Regions from separate parts of the Homo sapiens genome. Here region 1 is linked to region 2. Evidence: chromatin contacts called from ENCODE Hi-C or POLR2A ChIA-PET data. All regions are on one chromosome and are shown on one strand. The core of a region is the stretch at or near the end of the contact, and the rest is flanking DNA. Distances in the headings are between cores, read along the strand shown. Region 1 has its middle 8.3 kb from the start of MIR4425. Region 2 overlaps RCAN3 (RCAN family member 3).

Region 1 (3,846 bases), core at 1,206-3,705, 500 kb after region 2:
GAGGTCAGAGACCAGTGGCCCTGGCTGGCCTCCCTGGTTGACCCTCTTAGAATCAGAAGATACCACTTTGAGCATCTTGGGGTGCAGGTGATGAGGGGAAACAGTAACTTTGGGAGCAAGCAGTCAAGGATGAGGATTTGGGGGTCAAGAGACCTGGGAAGCCCAGCTCACCATCTAGCCTAGAGTGTGCCCTGCGGCAAGTCATTGTTCTACTGAGCCTCAGTTTCCCCATCTGCAAAGTGGGTTTCTGGAAGGCTATCATGAGGACTAAATGAGGTCATGCATATGGAACAATCAGCCAGTCCTTAGCATGCAGTAAGTGCTCAAATAAGGGTAGCTCTTGGTCATTCTTCTTCTTCTTCTTTTATTTTTTTTTTTTTCCTGAGACAGAGTCTTGCTCTGTCACCCAGGCTGGAGTGCAATGGAATGATCTCAGCTCACTGCAGCCTCCGCCTCCTGGGTTCAAGTGATTCTCCTGCCTCAGCTTCCTGAGTAGCTGAGATTACAGGTGCATGCCACCACACCTGGCTAACTTTTTTGTATTTTTACTAGAGAGAGGGTTTTGCCATGTTGGCCAGGCTGATCTTGAACTCCTGGCCTCAAGTGATCCACCCGCCTCAGCCTCCCAAAGTGCTGGGATTACAGGCATGAGCCACTGCGTCTGGCTGTTTTTCTTCTCTTCCAGTCCCCATGGTCATTAGGTAAAGCCTGGCCTTGGCACTCAGGCTGGAAGTTGGCTAGAGGGGATTTGGAACTAACCCCCTTGGTGTAAGGTGAAGAGTCTGAAATTTAGGGAGGGGAGGAGGTAAGAACAGAGTCAGACTCCTCCCTCCGCCACACCTTGCTGCTTCCAGCCCTCACTGTTCCAGAGCAGAAAGTGTGGGGTTTAGATGCTCCCGGGGACCTGAGATCCATGTCAGTCCTCCCAGTGTGTGGTTCTAACACCTTCCTCAGTGTGGGCCTCTCCCTGTCCTCCCACCCCACCCAGCCCCACCCTGGCCAGTCTCAGGACCTGTGGAAACCAGGAGGACCAACCAAGTTCTCCTTCTCACTCTCTGTCTGAGTCAACCCCACCACACCATGGAGGTGACTCAGAGGAGACAAAGCCCCAAACCACACCCCATTCACGGTTTGGAGGGGAGCCTCACTCCAGGGCTGGGTTTCCCAGGGTCTGTTCTGCCCTGCCAGACACTCTCAGGCTCCCTAGGAAGAGGAGGATGGAGACTGGAGAGATGGAGGGATGGAAGGATGGAGGCTGGAGAGATGGAGACTGGAGGGATGGAGGATGAAGGGATGGAGGCTGGAGGGATGGAGGGATGGAGGCTGGAGGAATGGAGGCTGGAGAGATGGAAGGATGGAGGCTGGAGGGATGGAGACTAGAGGGATGGAGGCTGAAAAGATGGAGGGATGGGAGGGATGGACGCTGTAAGGATAGGGGCTGGAGGGTGGAGGCTGGAGGGATAGAAGGATGGCGGGATGGGAGGAATGGAGGCTGGAGGGATGAAAGGATGGAGGCTGGAAGGATAGAGGCTGGAGAGATGGAAAGATGGAGGCTGGAGCAATACAAGGATGGAGGCTGGAGGGATGGAGGCTGGAGGGATAAAGGAGGAAAACAAAGAGCGGGAGGGGTCTGGGCACTAGGCTAGGGCCTCAGCTGCTGGGCCTGTACCATGGCAGGGAATCCATGAATCCTGGAGGCATTTTTGGCTGGTTCCAAAGTCAGACAAAGTGTGAACCTCTCTCTGCTACAACCTTGGCCAGAAAGTCTGGTGCAGAGACGATGAGACACTGGGGACCCCCACTTGTTCACATTTGTTCCGTTGCTCACTTGTTCAAAAAACACGCGTGAAGCCCCTGCTTGGAGCCAGGCACTGGGCTGGGTTCAGGGTTTCCAGATGAATCAGGCCTGCTCCCCGGGGGACTCCCAGTCGTTCAGAAGAGAGACAGACATTGAAACAAATAATTAAAGACACGAATGAAAGCCTCTGAGATAAAAATACACAAGATCGGTGAACACAGAGAGAGTCACTGAGACAAGCTTAGGGTTGACCCTAAGCTTGAACCAGAGGGAAAACTCAGACCTCCACCGAGTAGGATGGGCAGTGGGAGGCTGGGGTGCAATGATCCTGAAGGATGCTGAGGGACCCACCACTGCTCCCGTGACCTCCACCTGACGTTCCTCAGGGAAGTGACACCCCCTCCAAAATATGCAACGAGAGAGGCCCTGGGGAGACGCAGGCTTGGGTTTCAGATGTGGGCGATTCTCACACGGGCTGCAGATTCTAGGCCTTGGTCTGCAGCCCGCTCACTCCACGCCGCTGAGACTCAGTTTTCTCATCTGCCAAGTGAGAGTTCTGGATTTGGAGATGATTATTACAGCTAATATTTGCTGAACATTTACTGTGTGCCAGGCATCGCGCCAGACACTTTGCATCGGTACCTCGTTCAGCCTTCACATCCGCCCAGTGAGGTAAGTGCTATTAATAGCAGAAGCCTCTTATCCAATGAGAGCAAAACCAGTGGTTGGTTAATAGAAAAAAAAATTAATGCAGGAAATCATATGATACATAAAGTAGGCATTTTATTGAACGTAACACGTGCGCGTGTACTTTTATGAGATGATCTTCTGATGCAGGGCCAAGGCTGTCTTTGAGACTGAGGCCCCCAGCTGGTGTCCTACCTTGTTTTTCTTGCATAAAACCAACCTGTGCAGCAGCGTTTATGGCTCTCATTAGGAGTCCTTTAAAGCGGAGTGGGACCTTAGAGATGCTTGTGAAGCCATCTGAGCACAGACTCCCTAGACTCCCTCTGGATTTTTAATAATCACCCCCTCCCTCCAGTTTTAGTCTACACCTAATTCAATGAAAGTTTGTGACGGATTTTAACTATTGTCTTCCCCAGTCTTTTATGGCTGTCTTGCCCACACCTCATTTGGCAGCACTTTTTTTTTTTCTTCCGTTGACAACTCGCCTATAACTGGGCCTTTGCAAAGTCCTTTCTTGGTTTTCTGTGACACGACTCTCTTTCCCATTCACATTCTGGTCTCCCTGGTTCGGCCACTACAGCCAGCAGCTGCAGGTCTGGGAAGAAGCCTCACTGAGTCAGAGGAGCCGCCTAGGTGGGAATAGCAGCGGCCGGCCTGCCTGGAACATTCAGGAAGCTGTGGCATCTACTAGCCTCTCTTTCAAAGGACAGGGAGAGTGTTTGTTAATCCAGAGTGGGTTGAAGGGAGGTCTTGTAAGGCACTTTCTATGGTTTGATTCCCATTCTACAGGTGAGGAAACTGAGGTACATGAAGTCACTTCCCCAAGGCCACCCTAGGCTCGTCTAGCTGGGATCTGAACCCAGGCCTGCCTGGCTCCACGTTCTTCATCCTCACACCCTGCTACCTCCTTGTTGCACCAGAGGGGGTCCCTGTGCAACCCAGGTCTGGCTTTCCTGCTGGAAGGACTTAAAGGATCTCTCTTGCATGTGGAATTTGAGGTGCATTTAAACATTGTCCACACTAAGCCTGGTACGGAAGATGGCCACCGATCTTGGGGCAAGGTCTTCTCCCTTGGTCCTGTGTCTCCACGCCCAGGCCTGGTATGCAGCAGGTGCTCATGAGTGTCAGGAGCTGGACAGGAACAGTCAGGATGCCTTTTGTGTTTCTGCCAGTGTCGCGAGCACCTGCTCTGGGGCATGCACCAGGCTGGGTTCCAGGATCTAACAGGAAGGAGAAGCTGGTCCCATCACTGGCCTCAGAGGTCAGTGTCTAGCAGGGTCATTCCATGTCCCCTCGTCCAAGCCTCCTCTGGTCAGACTTCCTCTGAGGGGACAGGGGGTTGTTAAATATGCAAAGGATGT
Region 2 (4,475 bases), core at 1,661-4,160:
CTCCAGCCTAGGCAATGAAGCAAGACTCTGTCTCCAAAAAAGTAAAAATAAAAAATTAAGTATTAAATGATGTATAGATAATACTCAGTAAATGTAACTAATTTTTACTACTACAGATTTTGCTAGTACTTGATAGGCAGTTAGTGAATATGAGGTGCCTTCTCTCCCCAGCCCCACCAAGTATCAGACAAACAACAACTACTTTGAATATATTACAAGGAATTGGTGGTGATATCATCTCACTCCTTCAATATTTTTGTCATTTCTTTTTCATTTCCTTTTTCCTTCTCTTTACTTTCTCTACCTCTCTTCCTTTTAAAATCATATAAGAAACCGATGTGATGCTGGTTCAGACAGTTGTCCACCCAAGACAGAGTTATGTCTCTTGTAGGGGAATAAAAGAGGCATTTTGAGGAAGAAGTGATTCAGTGCTGTTTTTAGACGTTAGAGCTGTGTCTTAGATATCCAAGTTCCTATAATCAAGGGAGTGCCTATGCTGCCTGGATCCTTACAAGTATCTCCCAAACTGAAACCATTATGATGTCAGAGTCACTTGGCTGGGTGCGGTGGCTCACACCTGTAATCCCAGCACTTTGGGAGGCCAAAACAGGCAGATCACCTGGGGTCAGGAGATCGAGACCAGCCTGGCCAACATGATAAAACCCCGTCTCTACTAAAAATACAAAAACAAATTAGCCGGGCGTGATAGCGGGCGCCTGTAGTCCCAGCTACTCGGGAGGCTGAGGCAGGAGAATGGCGTGAACCCGGGAGGCGGAGCTTGCAGTGAGCCGAGGTCGCACCACTGCACTCCAGCCTGGGCGACAGAGCAAGACTCCATCTCAAAAAAAAGAAAAAAAAAAACCATCTCGACTGAAAATACAAAAATTAGCTGGGCGTGGTGGCACACACCTGTAGTCCCAACTACTCGGGAGGCTAAGGCAGGAGAATCGCTTGAACCTGGGAGGCAGAAGTTGGAGTGAGCCGAGATCGTGCCACTGCACTCCAGCCTGCCGACAGAGCGAGACTCCATCTCAAATAAATAAATTAATTAATTAAACAGATTAACTCATATTATTCATAAAACAATAATTAGCATTTGCATTTTAACTCCCAAGACTTCAGTACTGAAACAACATTTTATACAAGCCTTAAAGTATCAAATCTTTAACACCAAAACAAGATAAAATACTCTAACATAGTATTTAAAGATTTAAAGAACAAGAATCACCCATTAAAATAGGAGTAGAACAAAAAGTTGCAAGGGACAAAAGAGTTCTTTTTGCTGGAAGTGATGCTTTTGTCATGGTTATTTTGTTTGCCTCTGCAGGAGAGAAATATGAACTTCACGCGGGAACAGAGTCGACACCCAGCGTGGTGGTTCATGTCTGTGAAAGTGAAACTGAAGAGGAAGAAGAGACAAAAAACCCCAAACAGAAAATTGCCCAGACGAGGCGCCCCGACCCTCCGACCGCAGCGTTGAATGAGCCCCAGACCTTTGATTGCGCGCTGTGAGGCCCTTGGTTGTGGTGCGAGGCGGCTGCCCTGGTGGGCTCTGGCCATGGCGCTCTGTGCCTGCGGCCGATGCGTTGCTGCGAACAGCATAGGTGAGACTCTGCCGAGTGAGGTATAGGTCTTCTCACCACGCCTGTACTGCAGACACGGTCGTGTAGAGTAGCAGCTGATTTGACCTGTCCCAGATTTTAAGTGATATTCCAAAAGGGACTTTACATTAAAGGAGAAGCCCCCAAGATGTGGCCACCCTTAACCATTTTTAAATAGTAACAAATTAGGAAAACAGCTCCCCTCCCCTCCAGCCATGTAAGTCCTCCTGATTCTGTATCACATGAGACACCAAAAACTGGAAATGTAGTCACACCCAGTACAGTACCATTTTTATGAATTTAAAAATAGTCTTATAATTTTAATTGTTTGTGGGTATTTTTCTACTGGTATAAATAGCTTCTAATTAATAAATCGATCAAAGGTTGTTACTCAGTATACATGAAATTTTTTGCAGGAAAAGAAACCAGAAATACAGAATAATTCATAGAAATCATGGTTCTCAAGTATTTGTTCAATTAGCTTTGGGGAAGAAATGCCAAATCCACTTTGAGGATGAGTCTTACGACACAGATCCACCCACATGTTGCTCTTATCTGGAATTTGGGACAAAGCAATGCACAGGCCCTCATTCCTGATGTGGCGCCCTCCAGACATGGCTGCCCAGGAAGGACGGCCACTTTAGAAGTGGGACGTATCACCAGTAAGCTTGAATGATTAGGATCGCAGGTGGCTACTGCATTCTGCCGTTCGTGACCGTGTTCTAGCCTGTAGACCACCCAGCTACCTTCATTCACCAGTTTTTATCCTTCACCTTTTCCAGTATCTTGTTAACCACTAGTTCTTGAGTTTTTTGGCTATGATGTGTACGTTTATGTATGTCATTCATGGACTTTCAACTAGAAAAGGTAATGATAAGGTTTTCTGAAGACCATTTGTAAATTGTCCATTTAACCATTTTTCAGCTTGCTTTGAAACAAAAGTCACACCTACTATTTTTCTATGAATTAGGGAATGAGGGGGAGATCATTCAGTTTTACTTTTCTTTTTGTTGAAATTTTGTACCCGGATTGCAGTTGGCACTTTTCCTAAAACAGAATTGTTTCCCACTTAGGTGTCAGAATGTACCTTTGAACTTCCCTAAGAAGCAGCAGGATCTTTTTAACTCTCTCTGGTCTGTTTAGACTTTGAAGTCCCTTCTGTAGAAAAGTCTCATAACTGAGAAGGCTCTGTTTTGGGCCGGGTGGGTCTGCTGGCCTCCACTCACTGTGCTGTTTCCTTTGAGTGGCACACTTGGGAAGCTCCGGGGCATGTGAAGGAGCTGCAAACATGAGAACTAATGAACCAAGGCGGCTGCCACCAGGAAGGAACAGAACGCAGGCATTCAACCATGACGTCTGCACAGTGTTAGTAACATGTCATTGTGGTTTCGTTCTCACTGTGGTAAAATTTATTTCTGAGCACTTAAACTGTGTTGCATACCCCTAATTTTTTTTTTTTCTGTATCTTCCTTGCCCTCAAATACCCTGAGGTGATAAACTGTTCCAGTTGTAGCCAACTACCACTGCTAGGCCTCAATGTAAATTCAGTTGAAATTTGCAATTCTATCAGCAATTTAATGTATTGAATTCAGATCATCATTTGTCATTTTAACCGACAACCACCCAATAAATTTACTCTGCAGTTCTGAACTCAGCATTGTGCCCATTTTTTACTGCAAGATGGACCCTGTATGCCAGGAGACATGTATTATCAACAATTGGGAATTTTTTGAATTTCCTTTTAGGTAATATTGATTCACTGTAATTTTCTAAGTGATCAAAACCCATGAGATTTTGTTATTTGGCTTGGCTTTCATTCTCTGCCTGCCCATTAAAGAATATTCTATTCCTAACACATAAAACATTTTACAGTCAAGCAGTGCAAATTACAGTGCTTTTCTATTTTTTTTTTGAGAGCCTTGAATAAATTGAAGAAAACTTTAAACCAAAATTAGAGACGAGTCATTTAAGCTTTTCTGAATGGAAAGTATTAATATTTTCATTTTTCTAGTATAATATAATAAAATGAATTTTTTTAAAAAAGCTACTAAGTACCCATCAACTTTTTCATATTGTGAAATGAACCAGGATCTTAACAGATACTATCATCGCTGTCCTTTTTTGGCTGTTTAATATCTAGTTCATGTAACAAATTTACAAGAGATAAGTCTCATGGTTTTTTTTTTCTTTTAATAGGCTTTTCTGCAATTTTTTTGAAATTGAGTTATTACTTGGATTTAACCCTGATAGGACCAGGTGTGGTGGCTCACACCATAATCCCAGCACTTTGGGAGGCCAAGGTGGGTGGATCCACCTGAGGTCAGGAGTTCAAGACCAGCCTGACCAACATGGTGAAATCCTGTCTCTACTTAAAAAATACAAAATTAGCCTGGCATGGTGGCACATGCCTGTAATCCCAGCTACTTGGGAGGCTGAGGCAGGAGAATTTCCTGAACCGGGAGACGGAGGTTGCGGTGAGCCGAGATCACGCCATCGCACTCCAGCCTCGGCAACAAGAGCGAAACTCCGTCTCAAAAAAAAAAGATTTAACCCTGATTGATAGTATAGTAGCCATGTTTTCTTTAGAAATCATAACCTCTTCATGGGAATCAAACTATGTTGAAAATTGTGAGGAAAGATAATGGTGCTTTGTGTTGGGAAAAAAACATTTGTGAAGGATTAGAAAACCGTAACACTTAACAAGGATAGTCACAGAACCGACGCTGCATTGGCTCTTAGGTTCTAGATTTTTGTAGCACACTCACCTGATGAAACCAAAGACAAATCCATGTAAAAAGTGTTCCAGTGAGCATCTCTGAGGTTTAAGGTACTAAGAGGCAGAAGTGGATAGCAACAGTTCCATTGCCTTCGAGA

What was found. Hi-C counts contacts between places; a loop is a spot of excess contacts on that map. ChIA-PET counts read pairs that join two places held with the same protein, here RNA polymerase II (POLR2A). Pooled maps may share reads with other maps.
Region 1: a pooled map shows a loop between it and region 2 (5-fold over the local background). The contact joins two enhancer-like sites. A Hi-C loop is called at or near these places in 1 of 37 single-sample maps with no recorded cell type and 7 of 50 pooled maps. POLR2A ChIA-PET finds 5 or more read pairs at or near these places in 1 of 52 experiments (activated naive CD4-positive, alpha-beta T cell).

The regions. Positions count from the first base shown.
Region 1 is chr1:25,029,901-25,033,746 of GRCh38, forward strand. No RefSeq gene overlaps it. Among named protein-coding and RNA genes, the nearest start is that of MIR4425, 8.3 kb to the left of the region's middle. RefSeq lists a silencer at 1,216-1,265 and enhancers at 2,022-2,231, 2,772-2,821, 3,822-3,846. Within about 2 kb of position 2,456, at least 10 of the 41 ENCODE cell types and tissues checked have a DNase peak (open chromatin) inside an H3K27ac peak, as active enhancers do.
Region 2 is chr1:24,533,766-24,538,240 of GRCh38, forward strand. It overlaps RCAN3 (RCAN family member 3), which reads left to right. Exons shown (of 5, transcript NM_013441.4): 5 at 1,328-4,475. The coding sequence ends at 1,512. Among named protein-coding and RNA genes, the nearest start is that of NCMAP-DT, 20 kb to the right of the region's middle. RefSeq lists enhancers at 264-915, 1,532-1,591, 1,566-2,217, 2,218-2,867, 2,694-2,783. Within about 2 kb of position 2,911, at least 14 of the 41 ENCODE cell types and tissues checked have a DNase peak (open chromatin) inside an H3K27ac peak, as active enhancers do.